3 separate regions of the Mus musculus genome follow, and all the other regions are linked to region 1. The links are chromatin loops, found by intact Hi-C in ENCODE. Cell type or tissue: gastrocnemius. All regions are shown on one strand.

Region 1 (8,000 bases):
TGTAATAGAAGCCATTGGTTTTTGGTAATCCATTCTAAAGTGAGGGAAAAAAAATTGCTCAGTCAGTGACCTGCTGCAAGCACAGGCAAAACTGCTGTGTTACTGCTAGTCACTGTTTGGGGTAGGATTGCCTTTCTTTCTTCCCCAGCTATAGGCACCTCTACCGCACAGTCAGCATGTCACTCACTGGCTTAGGCACCTCTACCCCACAGTTAGCATGTCATTGGCTTTCTGCTGGACCTTCATTTCCCATCACAAGCCCTCCAGGGTTAAACATCCTTAGGACATAATTTTTGGGTTATAATTCTGTTCTTGAAATAAGGGACTTAAAAAACTGTTGCCACCTTGTACTACAGTTTAAGGCATTAATTTTAGATGCATGGCATTTCAGTGGTCTTCCATGTTGTTGAAGGATACAGTTGATTCTAGTAACCTACTTGCAAAGATGTAGACTAAGATACAGTGTCCACCGTGACATGTATGGGAGGAGCAGGTTAACGCTAACTGGGAAGAGCACATACTAGAGCTCGCAGTGTGAATTTTCAAGTTCAAAGTCCTAGGCAGGTACAGTGTTTGATGCCTGTGATCCTAGGCCCCAAAACAGGCTAGGCTGGCTACACGGTAGATCCTGCCTCAGAGTCCCTCAAAGTTTAGTTCTAACTTTGGTTTTATAGGCTTCAAAAGTGGCTTTACCACCGCCATCCCCCACCCCCACCCCCGTCTGAATTGAGTAGTCACTAGCTAGCTGCTATTGAGGCAGGGGGGCATCTAGACCTCAGTCCGAGTGTTCAGTGGAGGAGTCCGAGAGAGTGGGATTGTGCACAGCCTGCCTAGGGGGTCCTGGTTCTGCAGTGTACCCGTGTCTCAGGTTGTACCATCAGAGCCCACATTCCCTCTGCTTAGGCATGAAGCACCATGAGGTCTGCAAGGAGGGACAAGGTCTCACTGTGCCGTCCAGGACTTGGACTTTTTATGCCTCAGCTTTGTGTGTCAGGATTACAGGTGTGAGCCAGCACCTGTCCCTGTACCTCTGAAGACATGAGTGACTCCAGGCAAGTGTGCTGTCTGCCTCTGACCTAAGCCACAAGATGCATGTGTGTGGGATGTACAATGAGGCTGCCAGCAGCCACCTTGGAGTGGAGGGTGACCTTGAGTTCCCAATTCTGCCTCAGCCACTCCAGGACTGAAACAACACACCCCAATAATTTTTAATTACAAATTTAATTTAATTTCTACCCTCTGTTTTTTAAACTCTTAGTTACCCAGATATCCAGGGATGAGGATAGACTTCTATTTTTTATATACCCAAGTTGGTCTTGTTTTACATGTCATTTTTAACAGATTAGGCTAAAACCTGTTATAACCCTGTTAGGAAATGATACAAAGTGTCACCTCTCAAAGAGGACCAATGGTTTGGGTACTGTGCACCTTGCACCCTGTACTCTGGATGGATAGACATTGACTGGTCATTTCTTCTCAGCAGGACAGGAGCACCAGAGGATCGAGTTTGGTGTAGATGAAGTCATCGAACCTAGTGAGGGGCTGCCGCCAACTCCTAGCTACAGTATTTCAAGCACCTTGAACCCCCAGGCACCCGAATTTATCCTTGGTTGTACGACTTCTAAAAAGATCCCTGAAGCCGTTGAAAAAGATGAGACCTACAGCTCCATTGACCAGTACCCCGCCTCGGCCTTGGCTCTGGAAAGCAACTCTAACGCAGAGGCTGAGACCCTGGAGAACGACAGTGGTGCCGGCGGCCTTGGTCAGAGGGAACGGAAAAAGAAGAAGAAGCGGCCCCCTGGGTACTACAGTTATTTGAAAGATGGCGGTGAGGACAGTGCTTCCCCAGCCACCCTGGTCAACGGCCATGCCACCTCAGTGGGCACGAGCGGCGAGGCTGTGGAGGACGCCGAGTTCATGGACGTGCTTCCTCCAGTCATGCCCAGGACTTGTGACAGCCCTCAGAATCCTGTGGACTTCATCAGTGGCCCTGTCCCTGACAGTCCGTTCCCCAGGACACTAGGAGGCGATGCCAGGACTGCAGGGCTGTGTGAGGGCTGCCATGAAGCTGACTTTGAGCAGCCCTGCCTCCCTGCAGACAGCCTGCTAAGGACAGCTGGGACGCAGCCCTACGTTGGCACCGATACTACTGAGAACTTCGCAGTTGCTAATGGGAAAATACTTGAATCCCCGGGCGAGGACACTGCTGCCAACGGGGCAGAACTGCACACCGACGAGGGTGCAGACCTGGACCCTGCGAAGCCGGAGAGCCAGTCACCTCCTGCCGAAAGTGCGCTCTCTGCCTCTGGCGCCATCCCCATTAGCCAGCCTGCAAAGTCCTGGGCTAGTCTCTTTCATGATTCTAAGCCCTCTGCCTCCTCACCCATGGCGTATGTGGAAACTAAGTGTTCCCCCCCTGTCCCATCCCCCCTGGCCTCTGAAAAACAGATGGAAGTCAAAGAAGGGCTTGTTCCAGTGTCAGAGGATCCTGTAGCCATAAAGATTGCAGGTACAGTTAAAGGACAGGCTGAGTGGGCCTGGGAGCCGGCTGTTGGTACCCAGTGGTGGTAGCCGACCGGTGTGCAAACAGTAGTAAAGGACTTGTATGTGTCAGTGTTATCCAGTAGTCAAACGGTGTGTGTAAGGAGGAAGATGGAGGGAGAGGGTGCCGTGCCTTTCTGTAAGCAGGGAAGACCCATGTCTGCTATGACTGTTGTGACAAACTCCATGTCCATTCCTCGGTGCCATTACTGTTGTCATGTACGGCACACATGCCCTGTGCTGTAGCTAGGGTGTCCATCAGGTCTAGTGAGCCTTCTCAGCTCACACTCACGGTGTACGCTCTTTCTATATCTACAGAAGAAGGTACTCTAAAAATAATGCATCACCCCCCATCTTCCTTCCTTTAGTGACTTTGGGTTCAGTGATGGATTTCATTGAGAATCATAGCCACAGAGTAAGGGCAGAAGTCAGGCAGGCGCCGGATGTGTGGTGCAGAAGCAGGTCTTCAGGTCCCAGCTCCTGAGACAGCTGCAGCGGGCCCCTGGAGTGCTCAGCGTCCCTGCAGACATTAAGGCGTATCCTCTTGATGGTTGGGGTGACAAGTAGAGGAGTTTAATCACATTGGAAACACAGCCCTGTAATTCCAGAGCTCCGGAGGCAGAGGCAGGAAGAGCTGCAGTTTAAAGTCAGCCTGGCTTCAGTAGCAAGACCCTGTCTTAAAAGAAGCCAAAACAAAGATGGTAACGTTTTAGGCTGTATGTGATAATACTGTTCTGAATATTCTTAGTGTTCTAAGGTCTCTTCAAATGAGAAAATTGATGAAATTTTTATTTTTATTGTTTTAGGCTTCATATGTTGGTCTTTGATATAACATCTTATCATGTAGCCTAGGCTGGTCTTGTACTCGCTTCTAGCCCAGGCTGTATTCAAAGTGGATTTTTTTCCTGCTCTCACCTCCTGATGAGGTGCTGGGATCACAGGGTTCGCCGCTGTGCTCTGTGGGGGTCGTTATTTATTATTTTTGACTTTTATGTATATGGGTCTTTGCCTTCATGTATGTCCAGGCAACACTTGTTCCAGAAGATGCCAGAAGAAATCATCAAATTCCCTCCAACTAGAGTTGTAGTCTGTTGTAAACCCTTGTGTGGGTGCTGGAGATTTAACCCGGCTCTTCTGGAATAGTAGCTGGTACTGTTCAAGTAAAGTGGTTTTCTTCTCTACAGTACCCCACCAGTACCTTTTTCCTTTTTTTTTTTAATTAAAATTTTATTTTATTTTATGTGTGTTTTGCCTGCATGTGCGCCATGTGGGTGCTAGGAATTGACCCACATCTAGAAGAGCAACAAGTGCACTCACCTCGGAGCCACCTCTCCAGCCCATTTTTCTTTTCAGTTTCACTTTGTATCGCATGCCTTTCACAGACTGTAAAGTTTTACTGCCAGTCTCCCAGGGGCTGGGATTCTACATGCATTGCTCCACCCCTCCGCCTCCCGCCCGCCCACCCGCCCCATTTAATAGATATGGGTATATTTCTTCTACCATGCACTGGGTGCAGGACTGGGAGATGGCTCAGTACACGAGAGCCCTTGTTATGCAAGCCTGAGCATCTGCGTTTGATTCTCTGTCATACCTGTAAGAAAGCTCTGGCCTGTGACGCTGTCACTGGGCTCAGAGACAGGGAGATCCTAGGAGCTTGCTGGCAGCAACCTAAGCTAGAGGATGATCTCTGGCTTCTGTGCCAGCCGGAAAATCGTAACAGCACAAGGAGCACTAGTTTTAACCAGGCAGGTCTGAAGGATGGGAGACACTCACTCTGCTGTTTACTTCAGTCACTCAGTGCATATTGGCCCTTTGTGGGTAGTAAGCTCAAGATAGCGAGTGTGTAGCCCTGGCTGTCCTGGAACTCAATCTGTAGACCAGGCTGGCCTCAAATTCAGAGATCCTCCTGCCTCTGCCCCCTGAGTGCTGGGACTGAAGGTGTGCCCCACCACTGCTCACCTATATTGGCCATTTTTAGTAGGAGTAACTGAATCAGGAAATCAGTGGAAGGAAACTTGAGAACCATGGAACTGGCATACTGCTGACGGGAGAAGAATGTCTGCACCACTCTCGGGAGTAAGTGAGCAGCGAGGTGCTCAGGGCTGACTGCCCAGGGCTTGCCAAGAGGCAGCAGTCTGGGGGCAAAGGGCAGGGCATGGAGCTTCTCCTGAAGTATCAGCATAGAGACGCTAAGGTGCTGAGCCGTTTCTCCAGCCCCAAGAACAATGGAGTAATTTTTAGGGAAAGAAAAACCTAGGTCTCTCTTCTCTACCTGCCTGTAAAGAGTTACCCTGCACTTGAGAATTCTACCAGAAGGCAGCAGTTTGAGCACTGCTTGCAGCAGTTGTCTGTCCTGTCTGCTGCACTGTCTGTGTCCCAGGTCTGCTTGCGTGCAGGTTTTGAACAGACCACTGGGTGGCGCTAAGAGACAGGCTCACTATCTTGGAAAATGGAACCTGCTGGTTCTAGAAGAGGACCATGCAGAAATGAGCCTTGAACATGTGGTTTCCCAGTTGGGAAGGAGTTGATTAGAGCTGGCTTCAGATTGGATTGCATTCTCCTGTGTCACCTGTGGGAGCCCCCAGGCTGTTGAGGTCACTCTGGTCCACAGAGGTTTGTTCTAGGGCTTAGCGCAACCCGCTTACCCAATTCCCTTTTGAAAAGGAATTAGCTCTGTCACATGTGGTGCTGGGTTCTTTTTTACACTGATGCAGCACACCCACACCACTAGTCTTACGGTGTGTGTGTTTTCACGTATGTGTGAGTGGGTGTGCATGCTTGCCAAAGGCATCTCGTGGTGTCAGAGTCAGCTTTTAGGGAGCAAGGTCTTACTTTCACCTATCTTGTCTTTAAAGCAGTGTCTTTTGTTTCTGCCACTTCACTGCATACTGTACCCAGGTCAGGTACCCACAAATTTGGGGAGATTCTCGCCTTAGCCTGCAGTCTCTCTGTAGCCCTGGAACTAACTTGCTGTGTAGTGATCATGAACTCCTGATGCCCACCGTTGCCTCCGAAGTGCCGGGATTACAGGCAAGCGTCATCACATAGGTCTCTCATTTTTTAAAAATGTGGCCCAGTCAGTGCCCGTGCCAAAGCAGGTGTGAATATCATGGTACCCCACCCCTTCCGACCTTCAACTGACGCAAGAAGGCTTTGCCTTCACTAGGAAAACAGAATTTTCTCCGCCCATGTGGCTCTAACTCCTGGGCCAGGCATCCCACTGAGCAGTGTACACTGGCTTCCACCTTCTTACCCAGATCTCTGGCTTGCTTCTTCATATTGATACCATTAGTCTGCACCCTGAACCTGAAGGTTGTGCGTGACCGTGGGAGTATTGGGACTGCAGCACGCTGATACCTATGTGTAAGTCGCCATTCAGTGTTCATACTTCCTGCTGTCCTTTATGTTACTCCGGATAGACAGACACCTTTCCCCCACTGCCTATTTTCTGATGTCTGCGCCTCCAGTCATCTAGCTGTTCTCTTGGTATATCTGTAGGTGAAGCATACTCCCCAGACTCTTTTACAGTCTGTGGTGCTGTCCGGGACAGTGAGCCCTTCATTACCTGTCTGAGCTGGCCTGGAGCGGGGCTAGTTGCAGGCTTGGGTGCACGCGGGATGCATTAGCTGTTCTTACAGAGGTCAGCCATGGTAGGAAGACCTAGCTTCTAATTCTGTAAAAGCTTGCCACACCGTTGATGGCTGCTGTAGAGCCTGTGGTGTTGCTTTGGGGTGTGTTTTTGTTTGAACACACAGGTTTGGAGGTTACTGTGATCATTGCTGTACTATGGATCCTTGTTTAGCCCAAGAACAGGTGGCAGAAGGCAGTGGGAGGGGGAAAGAGGGCGTCCCGCCTTACATAATATTTAAAAACATTTCTTCCTTAGACTTATTTGTTCCTTCTGTGCTTGCAAGCATGTTTGTGTGTATGTACAAGTGTGTGTGCTTGTGAGGTCAGGCTGTGGAAGTTGGTTGTGTTTCTACCACAAGGGGCTGTGAACTCAGATCATCAGGCCTGGCAGCAAGTGCTAGGAACGGCTGAGCCCACCAGGTAGACCCACAGTTGTATCTGGCTCAGTGCTGTGACTTCAGTTTTCTCATCTGTAAGAGGAGGTGTCAGAGTCCCTTTTTGGCAGAGTTATGACTATGCAGTTGAGTGTTACTGGACAGCTCCAGGACTGGTGGGAGCTGTCAGCATGCGTCTTCCTGTCTTAGATCTGCACACCTTTCACTAAGGGGCTGCTCTCAGTGGCTGTGTCTGGTGCTTCTCTGGAGCCTGTAATGGTTTAGTTTCTCAGATAAAGTGATCTATGGGAGCCACATCAAGCCACCCACTGTGCTTCCTCAGCTTACAGCTTTCTTAAAGCTGTAAAAAAGTGGTTTCCGGGGTGTCAGGAGAGAAGCCCCACCCACTTCTGAATGGAGTGAGGAGTTAGTGGACCAATGGCTGATCTCACTTCCATGATTGGCAGGAGCTGCTGCTGTCACTTAATACTCGGCCATTGAGCGCCCACTGTGGTCTGCCGGGTTTTCTGGGAGCCCGGTGGCACACTCCTGCCCCACAGTCCCTTTGAAGCTGGTATCCAGAGGACTTAGCAGCTGGTGAAGCATGCTGTCAGCCTTGGTGGGGATGCCAGTGTCTTCCACCTCCGCTCTCTGCTGCTAGCTATTGTGTCGGTGTCTCTGGCCATGGAGCGTCCTAGTGTAAACTGAGAGGATAACTGTAAATGTTGATGTTCAAGACAACTGCCCCCCACCCCTGCACCCCAACTTAGTAACAAAGCGGTGCTAAGTGAAGGCTTTCGGAGGACACGCTCTTCTGAAGGACTCTCAGCACTTCAGAAACGCCGTGCATGGATTCTGACTGCAATGTTAATGTCTTCATTTGCTTCTTCACTCTTGCAGAGTTATTGGAGACTGTAACCCTAATACATAAGCCAGTGTCATTGCAACCCCGTGGGCTGATCAATAAAGGAAACTGGTGCTACATTAATGCCGTATCCTTCCTGGCTGCCAACCCTGCGCCTGGCCACCATGCCCACTCTCCCGTCTGGGTGTGTTTGATTGCCGCAGCGTCCCCAGGGCTGCCGGCCTGCGCTCTGAGCACGGAGACTGGGCCATCACTCTGCCTGCCTCATGGTCGGTGGTACTCTGGAGCCTCTCCGCCCTCTGTCCGAGGATTGATCTGTTGGCTTATGAAGGGTAGAGTCGGGCATGTTCTATTCTCATTGGAGTGGTGGTAGACAGTAGGACAGAATGGCCGCGTAGAACTAGAGGCTTTGCTCTAACTAGTGGGAGTGTTTTGTTCAGCTAGCTAGGCTCTTGAGTGTCCTGCAGCCGGCCGACAGAGAGAGGATCCTTACATGGCCTTTACAAGGCAGCTGTCTTCTCATGTGGTTTACTCCTCTTTGTGTTTACATATCCACGTAGCTGAGTGTCCTTGGCTTATCTTTTTTTTTT
Region 2 (8,000 bases), 140 kb after region 1:
CTGCAGAGACCAGAAGAGGGTGCTGGATTCCCTGGAACTGAAGTGAGCCTCCACGTGGGTGCTGGAAATTGAACTTTGGCCTTCGAGAAAAGCATCTAAGAGAGATGGCTCTTAGCTGATGAGCCATCTCTCTAGCCCCTGCTCCCTAGGTTATCACTTTAAAATGGCTGCTCTTATACCATGTGAACTTCACTCCAGTTATTTAAAAAAACAAACATGCTGAGACCTCCTGTCCTGGGAGATTCTGTCTAGGGACAACAGGACAGGGAAGCTATGATCTAGATCCCTCAATTGCAGATCTTAGTGACCAAGGGGAGGTACTAACACTTTGGGGGCAGATCAGGGTCTCGATCACCATTGTCCAGCCTGAGCCAGAGGTGACTGGGGTCACATGGGGACTGCCACGCCTCGTTCCTCGGCTGTGTGAGGATGGGGAGGAAGGTAGAAATGGAAAAGTACCTCTGCTCCCGAGGAGGAACCGGGCAGGGCTGTGGTTTGAGATCTACAGGGCCTTTGCCAGAGTGAGATGCTCTCTGGGAGACCATAAACATCAGCTCTGCTGGCATGTGTTGTAAGGGGATTCGGTTTTGTTTAGTTGGTGAAATTCTGATTTACTTTTTAAAAACCCACAAAACCCCTTGACAGATCCATCTTAAATGAGGACACCAGGCTACCCAGGAAAGCTGAGTTCACAAAGGCTGAGCTGGACCTCAGGTATGGGCTGTAGAAAACCCCTCAGCCATCACTGGTTCTGGTTTCTTGAGAGTCGGCTGTGTGCCGGGGGCAGGAGGGGATCCCCTTAATTGTGTGTGCCTTCTTGTTTCTGACCTCCAAGCCCTGCCAGGACAGGAGCTCCCTTGTGTCATTTTACAAAGGAAGGCATTTTTGGCACAGAGAAGCAGAGGCGCTTACTCTGAATCACACGGCCAGGGAGTGGCAGATAGGCAAGCAGGTTTGTTCATTTCAGGCTGCAGAGATCTGCTGCCTTGCACCCAGGAACTGCTGGAGCCATTGTTTCTGACCAAACGCGGCTCCTGAAACACAGATCCCAGCCCAGGAGGTCAGGGTGGCCTTTCACGCCTGGCAGAGCCTGTGCTGCCAACCTAGGGGTCCCAGGGGGAGAAAAATGGAGAAATGCATCCTAGAAGGGAGAAACAGTGAGCTTGTTCACGTTAAGAGGTGGGTGGCTGATAGCTTGGTACAGGAGACTCTCCAGGTAGGTGCAGTGCAGTGCGGAGGGAGAGGAGACAGGGAAACCCCTACAGCTCTCAGTAGGAACCTGCCTGCCTGCAAGGGAGGAGGGAAGGGGAAGAGGGAGGGAGGAAAGCCCCAAGGGCTCCTGTTTGCACTACTCATGCATCCTAGTGGGGTGACACAGCTGACTGGAGATGTTTTGTCCCTGGGGTAGGGGGCCAAGGTCCCACCAGGAACTCTTCAGCTCAGGAAGCCTGGCTGGGGCCAGCCTCCAAGGTCACCCAGTGAGCCTCAGGGTCTCCCACAGGTAGAGCCCTGGGGATAGCCACTTATTCCTACAGGCACTCCCTCCATTCCCTACCCCACCACCATGGGCTCGGTACCAATAAAACGAATGTCTCAGCACTTCTGTCTTGGGAGACTTTCCCAGCTCTTTCTTTTTTGGGGGGAAGGGGGGTTCAAGACAGGGTTTCTCTGCATAGTTCTGGCTGTCCTGGAACTCACTCTGTACACCAGGCTGGCCTCGAACTCAGATATCCACCTGCCTCTGCTTCCCAAGTGCTGGGATTAAAGGCGTGCGCCACCACTGCCCGGCATGACTTTACCAGTGTTCTGAGGTCCCAACTAGCCCAGATCCCACACTGATGGGTGGACTGCCACTCGCTTGCCTCTGCTTCAGGACCCTAACACACACTGCAGCCACAGCCTAAGGGCTCTGCCTTTGGCCCTCAAAGCTCTTCCTGCCTCACACTGAGGACCCCGCTGAGGTACCCACTCCCACCACCCGTCTCACTTCTCCATGTAACCTCTTCTTTTAGTGTCTCGACAAGCCTGTATTCTTTATTTCGTGTCCGTTCGTGGGTTTGCCTGCATGTGTGTCTGTGTGAAGGCGGCAGACCCACGTGGATGCTGGGAACTGAACCCAGGTCCTCTGGAGAGCAGTCAGTGTTCTTAGCCCCTGAGCCATCTCTCCAGCACCCCCTCCCCCTTAAAAAAGATCTTAAGATTTATTTCATTTTACATGGATGCATACATGTGTGAGAACCTGACTTCTGTGGAAGCTAGCAGTGGGCATTGTGTCCCCTGGACCTGGAGTTATGCATGGTCGTGAGCTATCATGTGGGGGTCTGGGAACCAAGCCCAGGCCCTCCCTCCACAAGAGCACAAATATTCTTAACTACTGAGCCATCTTTCTGGCCCCTCCCCCACTGTTCTAAAGCTTTCTTTATTTTTACTTCCTGTGTATGAATGCTTAGCCTGCTTGTATGTGTATGCACCATGTGCGTGCTCGGTGTCCGAGGAAGCCAGAAGAGGCCATTAGATTCCCTGGAACTGTAGTTACAGATAGTGGTGAAGCACACATGGGTGTTGGGACTTGAACCCAGGTCCTCTGAAAGTGCAGCCAGTGCTCTTAAACTGCTAAGCCAAGTGGCCTCTCTGCAGGCCTGCTTTAGTTAAGAGGACTTGCGACTCTCTAGAGGACCCCAGGGGAATCTCAGCCTCCATGTCAGCCCGGTAAGTTCATCTCTAAGGATCCCACACATACTCTGGTCTCTGCAGGCACCCCCACACACGACACTCATCCACACAGACACCTACATAAACACATTTTTGTTTTTTGGTTTTTTTTTTTTTCGAGACAGGGTTTCTCTGTATAGCTCTGGCTGTCCTGGAACTCACTCTGTAGACCAGGCTGGCCTCGAACTCAGAAATCCGCCTGCCTCTGCCTCCCGAGTGCTGGGATTAAAGGCGTGCGCCACCATGCCCGGCATGAACACATTTTTTAAAAAGAGAAAGCTTTAGCCGGATGTGGGGCGCACACCTTTAGTCCCAGCACTCGGGAGAGAGGAGGCGGATTTATGAGGCCAGCCTGGTCTACAAAGTGAGTTCCAGGACAGCCAGGGCTATACAGAGAAATCCTGTCTCGGAAGAAAAAGAAAAAGAAAAAAGAAAAAAAAAAAAGAAAAAGAAAAAGAAAAAGAAAAAGAAAGAAAGAGAGCCAGGCGTGGTGGTGCACGCCTTTAATCCCAGCACTCGGGAGGCAGAGGCAGGTGGATTTCTGAGTTCGAGGCCAGCTTGGTCTACAAAGTGAGTTCCAGGACAGCCAGGGCTATAGAGAAACCCTGTCTCGAAAAAATCAAGAAAGAAAGAAAGAAAGAAAGAAAGAGAGGGAGGGAGGGAGGGAGGGAGGGAGGGAGGGAGGGAGGGAGGAAGGAAGGAAGGAAGGAAGGAAGAAAGAAAGAAAGAAAGAAAGAAAGAAAGAAAGAAAGAAAGAAAGAAAGAAAGAAAGAAAGAAAGAAAGAAAGAAAAAAGAAAGCTTTGAGGGGCCCCTGCGCAGAATGCAAGTACTCGCTGTCTCCCGGCGCCCCCTGGTGGCCACCACCTAGCTCTGTAGAACCCACTTTCTTTGCTTCCTGCTTGTTCTGCAGAGGCTGGGATGGACCCACCCTTCCTTTAAATGATTGTACATTTACTTATGTGGGAGGGAGGCACGTACACACGTCACAGCACGTGTGTAGAGGTCAGAGGACAATTACTGTCGGTTCTATCAGGTAGTTCCGAGGGATCAAACTCACGTCATCAGACCTGGGGGCAGGTGCTTTTATCTACAGACCCACCTCTCACGGCTTCATCTTGCTTTTGAAGCAGGGTCCCTCATTGTCCTGAGGCTTACCTGAGTAGATGAGGCTGGGGGGCCAGCAGGCCTCGGGGATCCACCTCCCCATTGCTGAGACTTCCTCTGGGTACCATTACGGCCAGCGGGGCTTTTTTGTTTTAACACGGGTTCTTGTTTTTTTACCAACTGAGCCATGTTTTCAGTGAGCGCCACGGTCCTACTTGTGTCCTGAGCAGTGTCTAGAATGATGCCTTCAACCCGACAGGGCATGCTGGGAAGACATTGAGCCTGCGGTCTTGGCTATGCTACCTCTCATGGAGTAGGGAACCCTCCCTCCTGTAGTTTCTGAATGAAGTGGCTTGGGAGGACTTGGTTAAAAGATGTCAGGCACCAGGGCTCTGCTCCTTGACATAGAGGGGGGAGGCGGTTTACTCTGGAAATTGAGGGTCTTCATTGCCCACTGGCCCCTCGGCGTCCTACTCCAGGACTTGAGGAAGACCAGCAGCGGCAGCCAGAAAGTGTAGGACTGAAGAAGGAAACAGAGGACAAGGACGAAGCCAAGGCCTGTGCTGGTGCTACCTCGACAGCGGACCCCAGATGCCCTGCCCTGTGGCACAGAACACTATAAGCTCTGGGGTCTGAAAACTGTCACAAGCCCCAAAAAGACATCTGAAAAGATGTTTCGGACAATGGTAACCCCAGCACCTGAAGGATGGAGGCAGGAGCCTGGGCCACACTGGAATTCTTAGCTGCCTTGGGCTCGGGGTAGTGCACATCTTAATTTCAGCACTGGGAGGCAGAGGTTGGTGGGTCTGTGAGTTTGGGCCCAGCCTAATCGACAAGTTCGGGCCAGCCAGGGTAACAAAGTAACACCCTGTCTAAAGACGATTAACAAAACGCATGAGAAGAGCTGGAAGGCAGAGCTGAGGGGGTTCTGGAAGATGACAAAAGAAAATAAGGTTGCGGAGGAGGGGCAGGCAATGGTGAGTATAGGCGGCCCCAAACTTGACTCACAAGCCAGAGGGAAGAAAGCAGAGGCAGGTGTGCTCTTAGACATTTCCCAGGACCAAGTCGGGTAGAGAAAGACCCCCAGGGGGCCAGCACAGGACAGGGCAAGCAAAGTTCAAGGTCACTATGTAGGTGGAGCCCTTGGAGAGCTGCAGAGGGGGCTGGTAGGTAAGTGGGCTGAGGATTTGGGGACAACATAGCCCCAAGATGGCTGTTTTACAGCCATCTTTTCTCTTTTGCTTTTTCAAGATAGGTTTCCTCTGTGTAGCCCTGGATACCCTGGAACTTGCTCTGTAGACCAGGCTTGCCTCCAACTCACAGAGATCAGCCTGCCTCTGCCTCCCAAGTGCACCACTACCACCACCAGTTACAGGGATCTGGATGGTGTGACTCTCAAGCAGATTGAATCCAGGAGTCTGGGGACAGCTGGCTGTACCAGGAGAGGTGTCCAGAGGTAAAAAAAGGGTGGGGCAGAGGACAAGGTGACCTGACCAAGGGAAGCTAGGTCCCACTTAGCCATAGACCTCTCATCTTGAGTAACAAAATATCCACTCTGTCTAAACTGCACAATGAAGGTGTGTACTACCAAGGAGAGGGACATAGGTAGCCAGTCCCAAGCTACCAGAAGTAAAGCAATGCAGCCACCTGTGATCTGTGTGGGTGCATCCCTACAGCCTCCTCTATAGCCTCCTAGACTTTCTAGAAAGCCACCTGAGCAGCTAGGAGACTGGCCCTGATGCCTTTCCCACAGCCCAGACTGCCCGCCCCTCCGATCTAAGCAGCCACAAGGCTGTGGGCTCACCACTCACCTTTAGTCTTTGTCCCTGGGCTCAGGCAGGCTCAGAGCTGCACTGGGGCCATGGCACCCCCCCCCCAACACACACACAAGGTGGTATGGGTACATCTCCCCTGCCCCAACCCAAGGCTGTGCAGATGAAGAGGCCATTTTGGGTTCCTTCTCATGCAAAGGTGGGTTTTTTTGTTGTTGTTTTTGCTTTTTCTTTTTTAAAATAATGTGTATGTAGGTACTTGTAGAGGCCAGAGAAGGGTGTCCAGTCTCCTAGGGCCAGATTTAGGATGGCCATAAGCCACCTTATGTGAATGCTGGGAGGTCATGGTCAATTTGTTTACTTTAGGGAGAAAACTGGATGCCTGAGGCTCTTCAGGGTTTGTTTTGTTTTAGAGACAGAATCTCTCTATGTAGCTCTTAATGTTCTTGGACTCATTATGTAGACCAGTCTAGCTTCAAGCTCTAAGAGATCCACCTGCCTCTGCCTCCCCAGTACTGATTTGCTCCTGTGTTTGAGACAGACTCCGTCAGTTGACAGACTAGCTGCCAAGGTGTGACAACACATCCCTGGGTTCTAGCCTCTGCGCTGAAGGAGGTCAGCAGCTCGTGTGCTTAGAGCCAGTTTTATTTTAAAGCACATTTTAAAAATTCCCTAGTTAATTAAGGGAAAGTTAAGGGGTCTTAGGGCATCATCTACCCAGGTGACACTAGGAGTTGTACCCAGATGCCTAGGTCCCCTCACAGGCACACAACAGCTCCTGGAAAAGCAAGGCAGGTCACCCAGGAAGAAGAGGGCTGCAGGAGGGTGAGAACTGTGGACGGGTTACTTTATTTCATATAAAATCACACTGAGGAATTGAAAAGTCAAGTATACTCAGCTTGGGTTCACCGCACAGACTCCACACTGGAGGGTGAGACCGCCAGAGCCTACATGCCCAGACACGTGTGCAAAGGAACGCAGAGACAATCTGAGGCCTCGATGTCCCTCTGCAGGGACTTGGGCCCCAGAGATTGCTCGCTGCATGAGGGCTCGGCTCAGGTCCCTGGGGGTCACCTCAGTAGCACAGGAGCCCAGATGAGGGCAGGGCACAAGCAACTGACACCGAAAGAACAGTCATGGTGTCCCAGGGACAGAAAGGCAGCTGGTCCCAGAAGGGAAACACTGGTGTCTGCATGGGAGAAGACTCTCAGGAAGTCCCCAGACTCTGTCAGACTGCTCTCACCCAGCAGCAAAGCAACAACCAGCGGTTAAGGCAAATCCCCTGAGGGGAGCTGTTTGTGTACTGACGGGATTCTAAGCCCGCACCAAGGCTCCACTGACTGCGGTGCCATGGGTAGAGAAATAGTCACATATCACCACTCTGACAGCTCAGGCACCAGGCTGTCTCACCCTGCAGCACCTGCCCCAAGGGGCCCTAGGTGGCTTCTCACGCTGAGCTCCTCATGGCCCCTGCCCCAAAGCGCTGGGCCTCAGCATGGGCTACCACTCTCCCTGTTGAGAGACTGTTGCAGTTGCAGTTTGGCTGGAACAACAAAACCTCAGCTCCACGCCCTCAAACACTAAATTTTCAGTGAAATAAAAGCAGGAGGCCGGGCCCATGCACAGGCATGCCTGTTCTTTGGATCTGGACACTGTAGGATACATTCATAGTAGGCCAGCAAGGGCCAGCAGTGCGTCCCACTTCCCTGAAACACTGGAGTCTGAAAGACAGCTTGTCTACCACATACGTGCCTCAACGACACTGCTGACTCTGACACATGCTCACACACACACACACACACACACCACACAGACACACAAGGATGAGCACACACAGACTTGCTGGAAGGGTCAAAGGATGCCCGTTCCGGGGCAGCAGGGAGTGTTCTGGAAGCTGCTTTCACTGTTCAGTGCTGGGTGTCAGAGGCCTCCAAGGCAGAGTCTCTGTGGAACCCCTTCTTTCGGGTAAGGGGGTGCGCTGGGGATGGGCCAGCAGGACTCCCAGCGCTGCTGTGCTGGCTTTCTTCATGACTGAGAAGCAACTCCACCCGTGGGTGCCCACGCGACATCCCAAGGGTCAGGATGGTGAGACGATGGCCTCCCGGGACTGCATGCTTCTCCTGGCAGTACACAAGAGAAATGACAAGTGCCTGTGGCCTGTGGTCCATGAAGCCGCTCATGGCCCCGTCAGCTGGCCCGCTCCATCTGCCCACAAGGCTGCTGTGCACGCAGGCCACTGAGCACGGATGTCTGCAGACATTCCCACCCTGAAGGCTCAGACAGAGAACTCGGGGCCTCCTTTCCTGGTCCTCATCTGCAGCCGCCTGAGTCGGAAGCCAACGAAGGGGTTCATCCAGAGGAGGGAGGGAGGGCCCCCGAAGACAGACTTCATTCCTTCCCACCGCAGCCTG
Region 3 (8,000 bases), 57 kb after region 1:
GCTTGGGAACTCACAATGTAGCCCGTGCTGGCTTCTGTCCTCTTATTCCTTGGATTATAGTTGTATCACTACCACTGTGACTGGCTCTTTTTTTTTTTTTTTTTTTTTTTTCTTGTGCTGAGGATGAAACAAGGCATCTTGTGTGCAAGGCCAGTGCGCCTGCCACTACCGAGTCACTCCCCAGCTCGTCACTGGGGGTTCTAGGCAGGTGCCTCTGAGTTGCATACCCCCACTCTCTGTAGTGCATGTTTTCCTTCGCATACTTCGACAGACATCTTGCCCTACAACACGCCCCCCCCCCAACCCCACCTGGGGCCAGGCACCTAGAGATGCTAAGATCACCCTTACATCATGACAAGCCTTGTGGCATACTCTGTTGTGCTGGTCACATTTGTCATCTGGTACAGCACCTTCCTCTGAACCTACAGTGGGGCCCAGCTGTACTGCTTAGTGCTTTAGAGTAGGGCACACACCCCTAATTCTGGTGCTAGAGACGGAGGCAGGAGGATCAAGAATTCAAGGTGATCCTCAACCATGTGATGAAGTCAAGGCTCGCTTGCTCTGTGTGAGATCCTGCCCCAGTTGTGCGTGTGGTTCTGTGGATGTGTGTGCAGAGGAGACAGCAGGTCACACGGTCATTGGATGTGTAACGGTGAGAAAGCTGGCTCCATCATCTTCCGTGAGGTTGGCTTGAGCCGGGCTTTCACCCGGCAGGCAGGGAGTTCTTCCGTGGTGGGTATGGACAGACGCTATTGCCTAGAGTTTTGTGGCAGGGCTGACGTCTTGTCCTGAGTCACAGAAACCCACTGAGAATCATGTCTGAGACATTGCCTTGGGGCAGCACTGCTCTGTCTCCGACCCCTAGCTTGCAACTGTGGCACTTTCGGGCAGCCCCCCGCCCCCCTTTCCAGGCCATGAGGACATGATGATCCAGCCAGAAGGAGGTTTGCCTGGCCTGCAGTGCTGCGTCAGCTTAGGAAAAAGCCACAAAATCGGGGTGGGGGTGGGGCGAGGGGGAGGTGGCTAGTGAGGGATTTTGCAACTTCTGACCCATCATTAAAAACAAACAAACAAAAAAATAATACATTCTTACAAACTATGAAAGCCCACACTTTTCAATCCAGGTTCTGGAAGGTGTCATGTGTTGATGCTGAGTGGTAACATCCCAGAACAAAAGGCCCCCGTGCTTCTGTTTTGCTTGTAGGGCAGAGATCCCAGAGCTAGCCCTGTCCCTAGGCAGAAAGAATCCAACTTGTTCTTAAGGACTGGAGCTGGCCTCAAGCTGGTGTCTTCTGACCCTTCATGGAGTGGGCCCAGGACACCAGACCCCAGCTTTCTCAAAGAGAAAGGGAAAGTGGCTGCGGGAGCTGATGACCGCCCTAGGCAGAACTCCAATAGGCCTGCAGTAGGAATGGCCAGGGTGAAGGGTCAGCCCAGGGTGGCGGGGTCTATCTTGCAGTAATGGGTTGCACCACTAAGCAACTACTATCTAGGAACAAGTCCTGAAGGAGATGGAGGCTTTTGCTTCTAGAATAAGTTGTGTTGCCGGGGTGAGGGGACCCAGGGGCCTTGAGGATCTGAACACTACTTATGGAATTTTCTGGAGTCCTGTGCTTACAGGGTAGGAAAAGCGTCCGGTAGGGTCATCTAAGCCCCACACCATGCCACGTCCTGACCTCCTTTGCCGTAGAAGAGCAAGCCCTCTGTAACTGACCTCTGTGGCCACTTACGTTTGCTCTGATTTTATTCCCAGTGGCTCTTCATATTAAGTTCTCAGAGTCCTCATGAGGGGCAGAAATAAAATGACTTGAAAAAAAATAAATTTCTCGGAATACTCAATGCAATCCCTTCTGTATAAAATGCGAAGTGCATGCTGGTAGAGACAGGTGGTTAGGCTAAGCTCTGGATGTGCTGGGGTCTGGGGAAAGTTGAGGAAAGCAGAGGAAGGTGACTCAGCTGGAAGAACACTTGCCTAGTGTGCGCTCGGAGCCCTGGGTTCCATCCCCAGCACCCCATAAACAGGGCATGGTAGCACACACCCCTAATCCTAGTGCTAGAGACTGAGGCAGGAGGCACAGGAATTCAAGGTGATCCTCACCACAGAATGAGGTCAAGGCTCCCTTGCTCTGTGTGAGATCCTGCCCCAGGCAATCAGATACAACAAACCCAAGGTGTGGAATGACACGATGGCAGGCGGGCTCTTGAAAGCAGGGATTCCCTAAGTGTGGTCCCCAGACTAGCAGCAACCCTGTGGCTTCAACAGAAACACAAGTGACCAGGCGCCATCTGAACCAGGAAGTACAACTGGCACCCTGTTCTTCTCTTCTAAATAGATACTGCTATGTAGCCAAGGCTGCCCTCAAATCTGCCGATCCTCCTGCCTTTGGAGGAGCTCTGTGGTGGAAATGTCCCTGTAACCGCGAGCCAAGGAGCAGGGTGTTTGGGGCCAGGGTTACCCTTAGCTGTACAGCATGTGTGAGCCCTGCTTTAGTAGCAACCAATAAGCCAAAACCCAAACTTTCCCTGGGAAGCGCACGTCACCTGGTAGCACTCTGCACAGGGCTGATTCCAGATACTCTGGGACCCTCGTGAGTGTCACAAAGATCCCATTCTGGAGCATGTGTAGTGCCTCTGAGTGACAAGGACCTTGCTGGGTGCATCTACTGACCTGCTCTGAAGCCAGCTCTGCACCAACCATGAGCCGCTCCAGCTGTAGGGCTGTGGAGACAGCTCAGGTGACAAAGTGCCTGTTGTACAAGCCCAGTGACCCAAGACCAATCCCTAGAGCCCACGTAAAGATGCTGGGTGTGGCTGTGCTTCCAGCATTGTGACCTGCTGTCCAGCAAACCTAACTGAATCTGCAAATCACAGGCCAGTGAGAAACCATTTTAAAAATGTAAATAAATAAATAAATAAATAAATAAGGATATGACTCCTGAAGAGCATCAACACACACACACATACACTCACTCACACACAAAGACACACACAGAGACACACACACACACAGAGATTCAGGCACACACAGAGACTCACATATACACACAAAGAAGATATATATATATATATATATATATATATATATATATACACATATATACAATATATTATATATATTATACATACACAGACAACACACATAAACACATATACAGGGATAAGCACACAGACACACACAAAGAGACTCAGGCACACATAGAGAGATTCACATAGACACACACCACATACACACTGACACACACAGACATACAGAGACACACACAGACACACACAAACACACACAGACACAGATACACATACAGACACACACACATAGACACATACACACACACAGACACACATAGACACACACACATAGACATACACATACACATAGACACATACACACAGACACACACACATAGACACATATACACACAGACACACATAGACACACACACAGACACATACACACAGACACACACAGACACAGATACACACACAGACACACACACAGACACATACAACACACACAGACACACACACATAGACACATACACACACAGACACACATAGACACACACAGACACATACACACAGACACAGATACACACACAGACACACACACATAGACACATACAACACACACAGACACACACACATAGACACATACACACACATAGACACATACACACACACATAGACACATACACACACACATAGACACATAGACACATGCACACGGACACACACAGACACAGATACACACACAGACACACACACAAACACACACAGACACTCAACACATAGACACACACACAGACACACACACGTAGAAACACAGACACACACACAGATATAAACACACAGACACACACACATAGACACATACAAAGAGACTCAAGCACACACAGAGACTCACATACCACATACACACTGACACACACACATAGACACAGACACATGCACACATAAACACACACAGAGACACAAAGAACACAGACACACACCACATACACATTGACACACACAGAGACACACATAGATACACACAGACACACACAGACACAGAGACACACACAGACACACACACAGACACACACACATAGACACATACACACAGACACACACACAAACACCCACAGACACTCACACATAGACACACATACAGACACAACACGTAGTCACACATACACACACACAGACATACACATACAGACACACACACACATGGACACAGACACATGCATACATAAATACAGAGAGACACAAAGAACACAGACACACACATACACACATACACACACACACACACACACACACACACACACACACACACACACACACACACACACAGCTCCCTACACATCCTAGCTGTCCTCCTCCGTGGCTGAACACACTATTTATTTCCAGGACCTTGGCAGCCTGGCTAGCACCAAGAGATATTTTCATCAGGGCCTTGGCAGTGTGGGACAAAGTGCCCTGCCAGCTTGGGGATGGACCCGGCCCTGTCTGGGTTCCACGCTTCCCGGCTGGCCCTTATCTGGACTCTTTCCTCTTGGTTTACTTTGCAGGGGTGTTGGGGTCAGTCTCAGCCTAGAAACTCTTGAGGGGCTAGACTCGGATGGGTGCGGTTCTCTCCTGTGTGCCGGCCTAGTTTTTGAGGGGCCGTTCATGCCTCTTGTAATTCATCTTTCAAACAGTCTGAGATATTTTCATCTTAAAATAAACCTAGTTTTCACTGAAGCTCAACACCTAAGAGAGGGGAGAGCATCACTCACCCGCTGTCAGGTAAATCTCCTCCCAGATGAGACTCCTGAGCCCAGCCAGCCTACAGAGGTCCCCCGGGCCCTCCCGCCGCCCCACCCTCAGCGTAACCATTTCCAGACTTCTAAAGGTGCAGGCCAGGTTTAAACTTCACATGAAGGAACTGTGTGTGTTTAATCCTCAGAGTCTGGCTGGCTTTGGGCCACACGCAAAGGTGAGGTTCTGCCTGCCTGCTGACCATGGATGGGCTTTTAAAGTTAAACCAGACCTCAGCCAGTGCTTGCTTCCTACAGAGGATCCTTTGCACTGGAGAGAAAGGAGAGCGCCTTATAGCTGCCTTCCAAACCCCTGGCTACCTGGCCCTGGCTGCCTGTGATCCTGGCTCCTTTTCTATGTTTGACTTTAGGACATGCAGGTGGGATTCCCTCCACACCTTCACCCTTCATTCACCCCAAACACAGGGGTCCTGGCCTCACCTCTGCAGGGGCCTTTTCCAGCCTAACTCCCAGCAACAATGTTAACTGGGAAAAACCTCCCTTCATGGGCAGGATCTCAGGACTTGCTTTCTCCGTGGAGCCCGACAGAGAAGACCCCATATCTAGTTCCCAGCTCGGCCATGTTGATGCTATTCTACCTTCCTAGGGGGCATCATATTGGGGCTGTCCTGGTTGCCCCCATTTCTCAGAACAAAGGTCATCTTGGATTCCAAATTCACTCAGAAGGCAAAGGGAAAGAGGTACTGTGGACACTGGTCAGATAGGCAGCAGCAGATCCTGTGGTCTTTACACCTGTCCCAGCCCCGCCCTACAGTGTCCCTGAGGAACTAGAACTGTGGCAGGTAGCTTTCCATAGAGGATGGGATTTGAACCCAGGCCCGACTCAGACACGTTCCTACACTGCTTATGACTGTGGCACCAGTCATTTCCTTATCCAGAGTTTGATGGGAACGGTTGCCATGGAAACCTTCCCACATCAGCAGAACAAGGTCAGGCCTCGGAGTTCCGCATGGGTTATTTCTAAGAAAACATTAATTTGTTATCCAAGCACTTAATTTGTCCTCTTTATTTATTTTTAACATGTTATCTTGACTTGCATGGAACATGCTTGGTTTTAGCACGAAGTGATTTACATGTTTATTGATTGAGTATACTTTTTGTCCAGAACTAGTCTAGCTTAGTATTTTAGGCCTTTGATCCCATCTCCTGGAAAGACTGGGGCAGGAAGATCATGAGTTCAAGGACAGCCTAGGTGTCTTATTGAGACCCTGGTTCAAAATAAAAAGTAATAAGAAGATATTGCTTAATGGTAAAGCCCTTGGCTAACATGAAAGAGTTCTTGTATTTGTTAAGCATCTGACTTTGTTCCACGAGTCCCCTAAGGACCGTGTCTCTTGCTGGAGGCACAGAGGACACCTGATTCTGTAAGACAGAGACCACGGAGGGCCAGCACCTAGATGTGGGGAGTTGGAGTGACGGTGGGGTGGCCAGCAGGGATAGAGCCAGTCTCTTACCTCCCTTGGGTCTGACCTTGATCCTGTCAAAAAGCAGACAGGATCCAGCCAGGAGGGGAGACGCCACCGCCCGCTGTCTGCTGCTCACCCAGGCGTCTGTAACGGGATGTTCCCTGCCCAGCCTGGATCACTGAGATCTGCTTGGGGGTTGGGGTTGGGGTGGGGGTGGGGGTGTCCCTCCTCCCAGCCACACTTCATTCCCGGGATTTCTGGGTGGTTTGTGGGTATGACTCTGATCTGTCCTTGGCTTCTTGCTCAGACTTCAGCTCTCCCTTGTTAGATTTGAGGAGAAGCGAGCTGGGAAAGCCCTCGGCTGTGTTGGAAGTCAGTGGCTGTCCAGAGAGCAGGCCTCCGGGTTGTGTCGTCTCATCGATGTGGGGCAGTGGAGCAGAGGTGCTGCCTGGGTAAGGTGGACAGATGGGAGACTGGAGTATAAGGAGTAAATTTGTCCCTTCCCCTCAGGCCTTCTCTATGACCGTGACCAGGCTGTTTACTATCTTTGTTTGCTGTCCTCTATTTCCTCATCTGTGAAATGGGGCTAATAAAATCAGTGAACCCATCTGTTGTGCAGATGATGACACAGGAGATTCCAGGAATGAAGGGACCGGTACATTGCTGGGCCATCCCCATTTGTCACGCCTTGGCCAAGTCATCAATGGGGATACGGATGTGGACTCATTAGCCTTTGGTATGCCAGGGCTGATAGCTCAATTTTCTTATAGGTCACAAACCGGAAAGCAGAACCTCTGTGGAGGCTAAATCATACAACCTTGAAGAAAGGAAGTCACATTTAAATGGAAGGCAGCCTAGTCCTATGGCTGAGACCCTGAGACCTTTCAAACGGCTTCTCACTCTGTGCCTCGGGGTGGCTGATGGCCAGTGGGCAATTGCAGTGGTTTTTCCTACAGACACTGTGTTTAGTGGCTTCACATGGGTTGGTGGCTTGGAGTTGGCCACAGTGGGATGTGTAGGCCAAGGGAAAGGGTGAGCAATACAGAACAGGCTGTGTGCTCGGGTGTCGGTCACCCAACTCCCAGCACATAAGGAAACCCATTGTGGTGAGCACAGTGACCAGACCCAGTGCTGGGGGCCAGCTCCTGGACAGTCAGGCCTGTGACACAGAGGAAAGGGGGCCCCATAGGAGATGACCTTCTTCTCTATTCACAGTTGGCTGGGTGTTTCCCAGCCAGAGGGTTAGCAACGACCCTCCAGCCCGATGTCCTGGAACCTCCTTCTCCAGAAAGCCAAGAGGCCCAGGCTAAAGGATCACTAAAGGGTCACTGAGTCCAGTGTCCTGGGACTCCTTTCCCCCAAGTTCCAGGTGCTTAACCGGATTTTTAAGTTCTATACAACTCAGGCCAAGTCAAGGCTTTGAACTAAGAGCTGCAGGGGGGAGTATCCTATCAGCTCCATGCCCTAGTCCCAGACCCTGTCTTTTTTGCTTGTTTGTTTGAGATGGGGTCTCAAGTAGCTCAGGCTAGCCTCAAGCTCACTATGTAGCAGAGGATAGCCCCAAGCTTCTGATCCTTCTGCCTTCACCTCCCAAGTGCATCTTCAGGCTGTGGATGGAATGGAGGGCTTTGTATATGCTACACATTCTACTGACGGAGCTGAGTTCCAGCCCCCCAGTTCCAGCCTTCGAAACCATGTTGCAGTGTGGTCCTCCATCACTCAGAACTGTAGAGCTTAGAGCACCCCCACCCCACGTGCGTGCGGAGAGAAGCTGAATGCTTTTGTCTGAGGC

What was found. Peaks named below come from ENCODE experiments on the same cell type or tissue, not always from the same donor. Only the 100,000 strongest peaks of a DNase experiment are listed, where the experiment ranks them.
Region 2: it touches region 1 in a loop (7-fold over the local background); 27 of 42 quality-filtered maps call a loop at or near these places.
Region 3: it touches region 1 in a loop (2.2-fold over the local background); 7 of 42 quality-filtered maps call a loop at or near these places.

The regions. Positions count from the first base shown.
Region 1 is chr8:119,939,630-119,947,629 of GRCm38, forward strand. It overlaps Usp10 (ubiquitin specific peptidase 10), which reads left to right. Exons shown (of 14, transcript NM_009462.2): 4 at 1,481-2,509; 5 at 7,446-7,537. Among named protein-coding and RNA genes, the nearest start is that of Usp10, 33 kb to the left of the region's middle. In gastrocnemius, a CTCF peak has its summit at 4,958 (motif pointing right); DNase peaks (open chromatin) are centred at 2,078, 4,207, 4,684 and 4,966; H3K27ac peaks cover 1,281 bases.
Region 2 is chr8:120,074,676-120,082,675 of GRCm38, forward strand. It overlaps Zdhhc7 (zinc finger, DHHC domain containing 7), which reads right to left. Exons shown (of 8, transcript NM_133967.3): 8 at 6,420-8,000. The coding sequence ends at 7,865. Among named protein-coding and RNA genes, the nearest start is that of Zdhhc7, 23 kb to the right of the region's middle. In gastrocnemius, CTCF peaks have their summits at 36 (motif pointing right) and 3,593 (motif pointing left); a DNase peak (open chromatin) is centred at 3,564.
Region 3 is chr8:119,996,192-120,004,191 of GRCm38, forward strand. All of the region lies in intron 1 of Crispld2 (cysteine-rich secretory protein LCCL domain containing 2), which reads left to right. Among named protein-coding and RNA genes, the nearest start is that of Crispld2, 7.8 kb to the left of the region's middle. In gastrocnemius, no CTCF peak of the experiment used is centred here; a DNase peak (open chromatin) is centred at 4,484; H3K4me3 peaks cover 279 bases; H3K27ac peaks cover 4,262 bases.